Regions from separate parts of the Homo sapiens genome. Here region 2 is linked to region 1. Evidence: read pairs that join two places in POLR2A ChIA-PET (ENCODE). Cell type or tissue: MCF 10A. All regions are shown on one strand. Each heading gives the region's core, and the rest is flanking DNA. Links, peaks and the distances in the headings are about the cores only.

Region 1 (6,133 bases), core at 555-5,554:
AAAAAAAAAAAGGAGAAAAAAATCAATCAGCAGGCTTCGTTTCTACAAGTTTCCTAAAACCAGAAGGCCCCCGTTTGAACACGGGGTTTAGAGTGTGTCAGATACCACTTATTAACTAGTTGCTAAGCAGATAGAACCTTTGCCTCCTACCAGAGGACTTGATCTCTGAAGAAGCTAGATACACACTTTTCTTTTTTTCAAGGTAAATATTTAGCGGACACAAAAACCAACCATTACCTTAACACTGAAAAAAAAGGTATTGTTGATCTGTTGATCTAGGGCACATCAATTTGACATTTCAATGGCTAAGTGTGTGGGTCTGTTGGCCCAGGGAATGTATTTAAAAGATTCTAAAACTTATAGCACCACTTTCAGAGAAGGAAAGAATGGGGTTCAAAAAAAAAAAGCTTAATGAATAAAGAGCCAGTACTTGTCACCTTCTGATAATAGGTCCAAAGTTAGGAGATAGCTCAGCGCTAGAGAAACAACTAAGAAGTCCAGGGGCGGGTGATGCAGAACCAGTGAAGGCTCTTTAAATAGTAAGGTAGGTAACAAACTCTTCCCCCAGGCCAGGAGGGGTTCCCAGTCTGTGCGGTGGAGAAGGATTTTTGCAGTCCTGTTCCTTCCCTACTCTCCTAACCTTTCTTCGTTCCAATTTTATTTCCTGTGTTTCTCCATTTTCTCCAGGGTTTTGTTAGAATCAGCTGGACTCTGGTCTCCAGGGTTCATGTAGGATTTGTCTATGACAATCAGGGCTTCTTTGATGTAGTTCTGCAGGGCAGACACCGCGGCACAGATGGCCTGGCTGCCAAACCCGTGGGTAATCAGGCTGAAATGAGACAAGCAGTTCTGTATGTTCGTCTCCAAGACTGGGGCGAGCCTGCTGGTCCCATGGGGTGTCCGGTCTTGGCTGAGAAGTTCTGTGAATTCTTTACACAGTTGCCTGTGAAGACAGTCAGTTGACTCGATGAGTTCCATCTAGCTCCTTACAGGTCAAGAGCACAGAACCAACTACACTGAGGCTGGCGCCCGGGAGGCAAGCACAACTGCTTCAACCCGAGGAAGGAGAATTTAATACTAATAGCCAACTGCTGCGCTTAGCAACTATTCTGCGCCAGGCTCTGAGTTAAGCTGTTTTAAAGCACTATCTTATTTAATCCTCACTGCAATTAGAAAAGACAACAGGATTAACTTAACCCCAGCTAACTGGCCAAGGTCACCAGGACTGGTAAAAGTAATGGGGCCTGGATTCCAACCCATGAGCTTAAGGGACAGTTTACCTTGGTACAAGTTGGTTCCAATAAACAAATTCCGTGAGGAACCGGGAGAAGGAAGCATCCCCCTGAAATTCTGACTCCTGACACAGCCTGGTTCACTGCGCTCTCTTTTACCCCATTTCCTGGCTCGACTAGTTCTGCTTCATTTACCATCATTTTCAAATCAACTTACTGTTGGTTTCTATGAGAAAACCCACAGCTGCATTAAGTCGTTTTGGAGACAGTTAATTTGCCCACAAATCCACCCTGATCTTTACATTTGAAAGACAAAAGTCTTGCTATCAGGAGGTAGAAGGCACACAATCTCTCTTTACTGGTTGTGACAAAACAAATCGGGTTTTCAACACATTTTTGTAAGATATGCTAACACAATAATGAAAGGGCAGCTCAACTACTTTGGGTTGAATAACTAAGCAGCTCAAAAATACTCATGGCTGAGTCATGCACTCTTCTAAATCATACAAAAAGTTAATGTATTTGACTTTGTAAAAGAAGCTCCCTTGCCATTTTCTTTTGCTCCACCCTAATTTATTTCAAGAATATTTCTTTGTTGAGCCATCGGGACTGTGGAGGGGGAATCTTCTCAACCTCAAGGTCTAGAGCATTGAGTCATCATCAAATTCAAGTTCAGATACTTACTGGGCCGCCAATAGCATGTTCTTCCTAGCTGCCATCTCATTTCGTCCTCCAAGATGAGGTCTGGTTAAATATTCTGCCACTGGTTTACTAGGAAATTCGGCTTCACAGACATAGGCAAAGTCCCTAGCCAAATGAACAGCTTCACCTAGAATAATCAGCAACAGCTTTTAGGATGGCTGTGGTCACTGAGGCCAAACTGCCCTTTTCCTCTCTCTTTTTTTTTTTTTTTGACACGGAGTCTCGCTCTGTTGCCCAGGCTGGAGTGCAGTGGCCCGATCTCTGCTCACTGCAACCTCCACCTCCGGAATTCAAGCAATTCTCGTGCCTCAGCCCCTGAATAGCTGGGATTACAGACATGCACCACCATACCCAGCTAATTTTTGTATTTTTAGTAGATACAGGGTTTTGCCACATTGGCCAGCTGGTCTTGAGCTCCTGGTCTCAACCAATGGCTCATGCCAGGGATTATAGACATGAGCCACAGCACCCAGCCCCCATTTTCTCTCTTTCTAGTAGTATTCATTGTCTACCAGTCATACGTTGCATGCAAGAACGAAATCATATACAGGGCAGACAACTCAGCTGGTAGGTAGAACTTTCTAGGGATTCTCAGTAGGTCCTCCACCCCAGGAATAGAGGGTGGAGATCACACAATGTGAGCAGAAAAGACCCTGAAACTTCTAACTGCACAATCAAGTCAGCCCTCTGTATCCGTGGGTTCAGAATCTGTATTCATCCAAACTCAGATTGAAAAGATTCGGGGGGGAAATAATGAATGGTTGTGTCTGTACTGAACACACACAGACTTTTGCCATTATTCCCTGAGCAATACAATGTAACAACTATTTACATAGCATTTACATAGTATTAGGTATTATAAGTAAGTGATGCAGAGATGATTTAAACTATACGGAAGGATGTGTGTAGGTTATATACAAATATAACATTTTGAACATCCTCAGGTTTTGGTATGGGACCTGGAACCAGTGCCCCATGGATACTGAGATGAGTAAACTTGAAAAATGTTTACCAGTCCTCTGCTCAACAGATAATCAAACATACCCATGTTTTCTCTTTATATTAAGTAGTATCATTTTGGGGAAGTAGGAAAATTTAAGGGCTATAAACATGTTTGACAAAAGCAAACTAGTCACTTCTCTATAAAATGGTGACATCTGACAGCTTACTTTTTTTTTAATAGTGCCTTTTTACTGAAGGGGCAGATCTCTAGAATGTTTCTTTTAAAAAAGATGGGAGGGATGTTTCTCCTAAAAACCAACTTGGAGCACCCTTTTCCCTGTCCAAGTCAGTGGAAGAGCTAAGGGAGGCAACCAAGAGAGTTTCTCCCACCCAAGAGGTACCTTCCCTGGCTCCAGGGTGCAGGACTGGTGAGCTTTGCAAAAACCCAGATGGTGGAGGGGCCCCCTGGGTTGACTGAAGCAGCCTTGGAGAGCCATTGTTCTGGAGCACACTTTCTTATTCAATCACCCTGCCTGGCTAGCAAGAAACCCCAGCAGAACCGCCGATTCTACAGGCAGGACAGCTGTTCTCAGACAGGCAGCTCCTTTCTCCTTGCCCTGACCTCCAAAGGCACTCGTAAAAGGTAAAGCAGGGACTCTGCCAAGTCTCTTTGAGCACCACGTCACGCCATCAGAGCAAGGAAAGAAAGTCTTCAAAAGAGGGTACTGCCACGGGGAGCCCGTTTCTCCTTGGCTTCCCCTGCCCATAGTGAGAGCCCTAAGCCTCTCTCAGCGTCCAACTCTTCCCGGGAGCAGTAACAACATGCTTTGTTTTGTTTTTAAAAAATTATTTTACTTTCCCTTCAGCTCCTTTTAAAGGTTGTGTTGCATTCTTGGCTACTGTCCAGGTTGGGGTAAAGGGGCCCCCCATTCAAGAAACTGAAATGCTATGTCCTACTATCTTAGCACTGGCAAGAGGAACTTGTGCGTGGGCCAGGGGTTCGATTAGTTTTTTTCTTTGGATGGGAGGGAAGAATAGAATTGTGAATCGGGCCAGTCGTATTGTATACAAGAGGTTCTCTTCACTGACCACAATCCCCAGCTACAAAATAACCCACAGCTACAAAAAACAGAAGCAGTACTTCTGCTCACCAGTAAGTAACCAGCTTTTACTCAAGGTGTACCAAATGATCAGCTGTTATCTTCCAAAAAAACTGGTTCATTTAACAGGAAATGCCGACACCCCTAGAGTGTGATTTCTTAGGTTAGGAAAACCAGTTTCTTTCCAACATTGATTCTCTGGGGGAATACAGAAGAGCCTACCTGAGCAACCAGATACTTAAATGTTAACTTATTCGATAAAATTAACTGTGATTCATTCCAATAAACTTAGAGAACAATTCCAATTGCTTTCATCTCTACTTGCAACCAAGTTTTAAGAGTTGTTTTCCAGTTTTTCTGCAATAAGTATTAAAGACACAGGCACAAATTAAAAACATCACGAACCAAAAACAAAACCCCACTGACCTTCTACTAAGGATGTCAGGAGAGTCACATGAGCGGCTTTCCGCCTCCCGGCCGGAAGATTCAACCCAATCTTGTCCAACTTCTCCCGCAAGGACCGGCCTCCATTTTTCGATTTGGCTCTAAGAAAAAGAAAAATTGACTCTGGCTACTCTCAAAAACAAAAACACATACACACGCACACTTTAAAAATTCTAAACTCCTAAAGTGCTGCTGTCAAAGCTGAAACCCATCAAAGACTATCTACATCACGTGAACCATAATGAAAAGTGATAGCAGGGTCCTCTTTCAATTAGTCCCCGTAAGATACAAAATCAATCTTTCCTAGCATCCAACTCTGCATCACCGAATATTTCAAATTGTATGGGAGCAGACAAATTTTCACTTGTGAAACTACAACGGCCCCACAAAAACTCCCTGGGGAACAAACCCAGGGTGCTCCCCCCACCTCCCCTCAATACAGATGCTATCACTTCATACATGGGATCAAATTCTAACCAAGTGAGAATTTGTGAGCGTCGTTTTAGCACTTCCTCCCACATTTGGCACTTTCTAAAGGAGAAGAAATGTACTAAAACTCTAACCCGATTAGAATTCAGTGTTAGGCATAAAGTCACATAAATGTTAAAAATACCTCCTGGGCCTCTGATACACTCACCTTCAACTACCCAACCACTATGCCTAGAATTGTGCCCCAAGTACCTTCTGAGAACACCTCCCAGTAACGAGGCATTTAAGCATTCAGGTGGGGACAGTCGCCTCTGTACTTCAGCCACTGTCACTTTGTATTTAGACGTAGAGCTGAGGAGCGACAATCTTCCAGGGACTGAGCAGAAGACCTCAGTGGGGTTCATTACGGCCCCCACCAGCTCCTTCTGACAGGGGAGGTTCAGAGGGTTCTTGGTCATGGAAATGGGACCTGTGAATGAAGGTCAGAGCTGGCAGTCACAAGAGCTCTCTCTGAGCAAAAGAGACCTTTTCAAAACCAATAACCAAAGCTGAAAGTGATCTTTAGACAAGCATCATTGCACACCCCACGATCAACTGCAGGCTGACTTTATTTAAAAAAAAAAAATAATAAGAGTCTCACTCTGTGGCCCAGGCTGGAGTGCAGTGGTGTGATCTCTGCTCACTGCAGCCTCAGCTTGCGGGCTCAAGTAATTCTCCAGCAGGTGCCCACCACTACATCCAGCTAATTTTTTGTATTTTTAGTAGAGATGGAGTTTCACCATGTTAGCCAGGCTGGTCTCAAACTCCTGACCTCAAGTGATCTGCCCACCTTGGCCTCCCAAAGTGCTGGGATTAGAGGTGTCAGCCACTGCACCTGGCCATGGCTGACTTTTTAAAAAAGCCCCCTACTTCAGAGACAAATCTAATCTGAAATTCACAAGTTAACACCTTGGGAAGTTAATTAGTGAAGATCCAAAGCTTGGAGGGTTTCTTTTTTTTTTTTTCCTAGCAGCTGCTGAAAACTATTTAATTAGAACATTTGTTTTCAGAAGACTGCTTCAATACTAAATAAACGGTGAGTTTTTTCCCCTCAAGAACAACCAAAATCATAGGACACATTAAGATTCTTTCCAAAATTTTTCAGTGCAGTTGATCACAGTAAATTTAATCATCCAAACTAATACGTTCTAAGTTTACTGAAAATTTGTAGTCTTTTCTGAGTTTTTCTTTAAAATCCATTTTTCCTCCATCCTCAATCCATTTAAGCAGTTCAAGTAACAGGCC
Region 2 (5,880 bases), core at 305-5,304, 240 kb before region 1:
ATGTCCCACATGGTGGCAGGCAACAGAGCGTGTGCAGGGGAACTGCCCTTGATAAAACCATCAGATCTCATGAGACTTATTCACTATCACGAGAACAGCACAGGAAAAACCTGCCCCCATGATTCAATTACCTCCCACTGGGTCCCTCCCACGACATGTGAAGATTATGGGAACTACAATTCAAAATGAGATTTGGGTGGGGACACAGCCAAACCATATCAGAGAGGAAAGCGTCTGTCCCTGCCTGCTCCATGTCCTTCCTCTCGCCCTGGCTCACACGGCTGCAGCCACACAGACCTCCTCCTTCTTCCTTGAATGCAGCAATCCAAACTTGTCCCTCGTATAGCCTTGCTCTGGATGGTGTTCTGCACGGAAAGCTTTTCCCTAGAAATCCACAGGTTCATCCCTTCACTTCATTCTTATTTCATCTAAAATGTCACCTGCCTGACCACCAAACCAAAGCTGTCTCCTCTCCCTCACAGTCGTATCCTGGCCTACTTACCATCCTCCATGGTTATCCTATTTATTAGAGGGTTTACTAGCTTATCATCCAATTTTGCTACCAGTATGTAAGTACCCTGGGTGGAAGGACTTTGTCGAAGTAGCTCATGGCTGTGTTGCCAGGACCCAGCACAGTGCCTGGCAGGATGTAGACACTCAGCAAATATTTCTAAGAAGCTCATCACAGCTGGGAAGCACTGGGTGCTTTGCTTCACCTCTCTGAGTGTCCATATGCTCATCCCATGCAGAGGTGAAATGAGATGGTGTGGACTTCTGGCTTCTGGTGACAACCACAGATGCTGGACAAAGCATGAGTAACGATTCCCTGAGAGCACTGGGCAGTGAGCAAAACTAGGCAGAAACTGGAAGGCAGCTGACACTTGGAATAACCAGGGTGACTTTCTCATTGTGTAGTTTTTTGCCTTTGATATAGATCATAGCCCAAGACCCACTTCTAGAACAAGAGGGTTAAAGCTATGACAAAAAAGCCACAGTTTCACTGAGTTGAAGAACCATAGGCTGGAGTTTGGGACAATCACATTCTCAAATTACTTCAAAGGAAGGAGGAATTCCAAAACAGAGAGAAGCAGAGAGAAGGAGCCCTAACTTATTTGTTTAAAATTTGACCTGGTCTCTAGCTAATCCCTGAAAAGACTGAAAGTCAGAATCCAAGAAGTCCAGCAAGGTAAAAGAACTTAACAGATATTTTAGCCATGGACCACTGCAGAAGGGATCAATTTTATAGTTTGAGTCTAGCCAAGTTAACTGTATGCTTTAGAAAATAAATAATAAATAAATATTCTTCAGAGAAACACAACAGCATCTGGAATCTCTACATATACAATTCATAATATTTAGAATGCAACTAAAAATTAGTAAGCCTTCAAAAAAAAATAGGTAAATGTGACCCATGCTTAAGAAAAAAGGCAATTGATGGAAAACAACCTCTTAATAACCTAGAACTGAAATGACCAGACAAAGATTTTTTTTTTTTTTTTTGAGATGGAGTCTCACTCTGTTGCCCAGGCTGGAGTGCAATGACGCAATCCTCAGCTTGCTGCAACCTCTGCTTCCTGGGTTCAAGCAATTCTCCTGCCTCAGCCTCCCAAGTAGCTGGGATTACAGGTGCCCACCAACATGCCTGGCTAATTTTGGTATTTTTAATAGAGATAGAGTTTTACCATGTTGGCCAGGCTGGTCTTGAACTCCTGACCAGGTGATCCACCTGCCTTGGCCTCCCAAAGTGCTGGGATTACAGGCATGAGCCACCGTGCCCAGACCAGACAAGGATTTTATGCCAGTCGTATGCTCAAGGATTATAAATGACAGTAAGCATGTAATAAACAAGTAAGAAATCTCAGCAGAAAAACAAAAACTATAAAAAAGGAACTAAATAGAAATTCTAGAAATAAAAAAATCTGAATTTTTAAATTCACTGGAGGAGCTTAACAACAAGATTGGCAATGGCAGAAGAGTCACTTGTTTTGATGATAAATAAATAGAAATTATCCAATCTGAAAACAGGGGAAGAGGATTTGAAAAATTTGAACTAGAGCCTCTGCAACCTATGGGACAACATTGAAAGGTCTAACACTGACTCTTCTAGACCTAGAAGGAGATGACATAGAAAATAGGGTAAAAAAAAAAATCATGGCCTGGTGCGATGACTCACTTCTGTAATCCCAGCACTTTGGGAGGCCGAGGTGGGCGGATCACGAGGTCAGGAGATCAAGACCATCCTGGCTAACACGGTGAAACCCGGTCTCTACTAAAAAATACAAAAAATTAGCCAGGCATGGTGGCGGGCGCCTGTATTTCCAGCTACACGGGAGGCTGAGGCAGGAGAATGGCATGAACCCAGGAGGCAAAGGTTGCAGTGAGCCGAGATCACACCACTTCACTCCAGCCTGGGTGACAGAGCCAGACTCCATCTCAAAAAAAAAAAAAAAAAAAAATCATAAACGATATCTGAAATGTTGCAAATCTGATGAAAGACATACATTTACAGATTCAAGAAGATCAGTGAACCCCAAGAAGGACGAAAACAACAACAATAATTAGGCACACTATAGTCAAACATGAAGAGAAGATCCTAAAATCAGCCAGAGGAAAAACAGCCCGTTACATGCTAATTACTTCTAACTTCTCTTCAGAACCCATGGAGGCCAGGACATAATGAAATAACATCTCTAAAGTACTTTGATAAAGGAGGGGGTGTCCTTTTGGCCTTAGCCAAATTTCATAGATTTTCCAGTGACCTGTCTCTCTCACAAGGCTGGGAGATCCTTTAAAATAAGGTCTTCCAGAAACCTTGTTGAATTAAATGCAAGGAGAATTGCTTTTTAAAATCATGATTATAAAAATTAATAAGCACTAAGCACCTTCCATGAATTATCTCAATTAACTCTTGCAAAAACTCCTCAAGGAAAGTGCCTTTGATTATCCACAGGCTCAGGGAGGCTCAGTGACTTGCCCTGGGCCATGTGGCTGCTGAGAGATGGGCCTGGGATTTGAGCCCAGGCAGTCTAGCTTGAGAGTCTGCCTAGTGTAGCTTCCCTGGGAGCACACCCTCAGCACCATATTTTGCAGTTTGGGGGAGACCAGTTCCGTCAGTGAATTTCTCACAGCGTCCTAAACGTACTCTTGTCCTCTACCACTCCCAGGAAGACCAGGCATTCCAAATGAAGCAAGCAGCAGCTCAGGACTGTTTATTTTGCAGAATCAGCAAACCGGGAGGCTGGGCAGCCTCTGAGTCAGAAGTGACTGCACAACCTGTAAGGCAGCTGCAGCTGAGGATCCCCAGTGAGAGGAACTGGGCTACTGGACCACACACCCCACCCTGTCTGCAACAACTGGGTGGAGTCTCTGGCCAGACCAGCGGCTCTGCTAGCAGCTTTCCTGGTTGGTGCCGAGCCTGGAGACAAAGGCCAGGCCAACTCTGGTATGGAAGCGTCAAGGGGCTAAGAGACCTTGCCTTGCTCTGCTCTGACCCAGCGCAGACCCGCCACGCTGCTCTCTGGCATCGGGGAGGCAGAGCTCTGCAGTGGTAACAGATCCAGAGTCAGATCGGCCTGAGTTCAAATTCCTGCTCTGCTTCTTTCAACCTCTAGAAAGGGACCTTAGAAAAATCCTTTTATCTTTCTAAGACTCAATATCCACATCTGTAGAATGGAACAATAACAATGATAGAAGCTTCCTTTGAACTGTCGTGAAGGTCAAATGAAATAGCATGGAGTACCCAGCAAGTGTCTGGCCAGCATGCACCGGCTCTCTCTCTGCATTCTCTTCATCCCCGTCCCCAGGGCGCTCACCAATACTCTTAGAGCATATGCTCTAAGTTCCCTGCCCAGACGTCCCTCTGTAGACGGCACATGCATCCCCCGCAGCTCTAGGGCTGTGGATAAGAGCTTCACATGCAATCTTCCTAAGACAATTGTCCTTCAGGGATTGACGCCGTTTGCCTGGAGATGCCGGGGTAGAGAGACATGCTTTCTCCCCTGAGCTTTCTCCCCTGAGCACCCATGACCCGATGGGGATACAAAAGCCCGCTCCTTTGCCTCAAGGTAGGAAGACACCACGTGTGGCCATTCATGCCCCAGAGCTCCCCGTGGGTCAGGCTGGCTGTAGATTCCAGCTGAGCCGGAGCTGTGCTTGGCCTCTTCCTCTCCCTCTCCTGCTTCCTTCTCTCCCTTAGAGGTTGTTCTTCTCCTGAGAGCACCCCAACAAGCCGCTTGCCCTGTTCCTAGGGAACCTGATCTAAAATAGCTCCTGATATGTTTCTGCCTTTAAAGAGGGGCCCTTGTCCCTTGGCAAATGGTGAATTTCAAAGGGAAACTGCAATGCACGGAAAGGCGAGCCGGAACAATATTACAGGTCAGATGGGGCTAGAGCGGGTCCCCAACCCCTGGGCTGCGACCGACTGCTCTGTGGCCTCCTAGGAACCGGCCGCACAGCAGGAGGTGAGCGGCGGGCGGGCGAGCATCACCGCCTGAGCTTCACCTCCAGCCAGATCAGTGGCGGCCTTAGATCCTCACGGGAGCGCGAACCCTTACTGTGAACTGCGCACGCGACGGATCTAGTTGTGCGCTCCTTCCGAGACTCTAACGACTGACTGATGCTTCATCCCAAAACCTCACCCTCCGCCCTGGGCCGTGGAAAAATTGTCTTCCACAAAACCTGTCCCTGGTGCCACAAAGGTTGGGGACCGCTGGGCCACAAAGGTTGGGGACCGCTGGGCTAGAGCTTACAAAAAGAACTTGAGTTCAACAGTGGCCTGTGTCCCTCTGAAAGTTTCACCCAAGAACCCATTAACTCAGCCATGCTCTTGCCCGCCCAGTGCAGACTGTCCGTCCCGTGCTCGGGTGGGAAGAAAAATCAAGCCGTCTGCGTGGTACACCGGCTCACTGGCTCAGAGCCCGGAGCTGCTGAGCGGCACCTAGGGCCCCAGAGGGCAGGGAGCTTCTCCCGCTCCTGTTCCATGAGTCAGGGTGGGCTGCCCTGCTGTCACAAATAGACCCCAATGTATGATGGCTCCAACCCAATGCGGTTCATTTCGTGGCCATGTAACAGCCTCGGTAGATGTTCCTGAGGCAGGGACTCAGGGTCCCAGGCTCCATCGTGTGGCTATGAATTCTTCTAGAATCCAGTTCGCAGAAGGGGAGGGTATGGAAGAGGCACTCCACTCGCCCAACCCTGCGCCCAAAGTGGCACTTCGCCATCGTGTTCATTTCACTGGGGGATATATTCCTCACCTTCCTTCCCTTCCTCCTTTTCTTCCTTCCTCCCTTCCCTTCCCTTCTCTTCTCTTCCCTTCCCTCCCTCTCTCTCTTTCTTTTTCTTTCTCTATTTCTTTCCTTTTTCTTTCTCTCTTCCTTCCCTCCCTCCCTCTTTTCCTTTCTTTCCTTTTCTTTCTTTCTTTCTTTCCTTCTTTCTTTTTCTTTCTCTCTTTCTCTCTCTCTCTACTTCCCTCTTTCTTTCTCTTTCTTTCCTTCCTTCTTTCTCTCTCTCCCTCCCTCTCTCACTCTCTCTCTTTCTTTCTTTCCTTCCTTCCTTCCTTCTTCCTCTTCCCTCCCTGTTTTCCTTCCTCCCTTCCCTCCATAAGTATTTACTGAATTCCCATTCAGTGCCACACACTGTGGGAGGTGCTGTTGCCCTAGGCCAGATCATGTCCCTCCCTCTTGGAGATGACGGTCCTATTGCTCAGTGGTGGCTGCCTGGGGCCCTGTACTGAGCTTGGACAGTGCATCTGGACCAAGTAGGAAGGAGCTCTTGGGTGTTCTGTGATCACAAGGCTGGGGTGGTGGCCACCAGACCTAAATTCAAACCGTGACTCCACTCCCTCAACCCACATCTCTGTGACTTTGGTCAAGTTCTCTGCTT

The links. Peaks named below come from ENCODE experiments on the same cell type or tissue, not always from the same donor. Only the 100,000 strongest peaks of a DNase experiment are listed, where the experiment ranks them.
Region 2: POLR2A ChIA-PET joins it to region 1 with 5 read pairs; 4 of 35 experiments call an interaction of 5 or more read pairs at or near these places.

The regions. Positions count from the first base shown.
Region 1 is chr20:56,632,538-56,638,670 of GRCh38, reverse strand. TFAP2C (transcription factor AP-2 gamma) reads right to left here. Exons shown (of 7, transcript NM_003222.4): 4 at 5,102-5,318; 5 at 4,403-4,521; 6 at 1,917-2,061; 7 at 1-943. The coding sequence ends at 658. Among named protein-coding and RNA genes, the nearest start is that of TFAP2C, 6.3 kb to the right of the region's middle. RefSeq lists an enhancer at 1,113-1,873. In MCF 10A, for the core only: no CTCF peak of the experiment used is centred there; no DNase peak of the experiment used is centred there.
Region 2 is chr20:56,872,617-56,878,496 of GRCh38, reverse strand. No RefSeq gene overlaps it. Among named protein-coding and RNA genes, the nearest start is that of TFAP2C, 250 kb to the right of the region's middle. RefSeq lists enhancers at 2,607-3,252, 5,862-5,880. In MCF 10A, for the core only: no CTCF peak of the experiment used is centred there; a DNase peak (open chromatin) is centred at 3,256.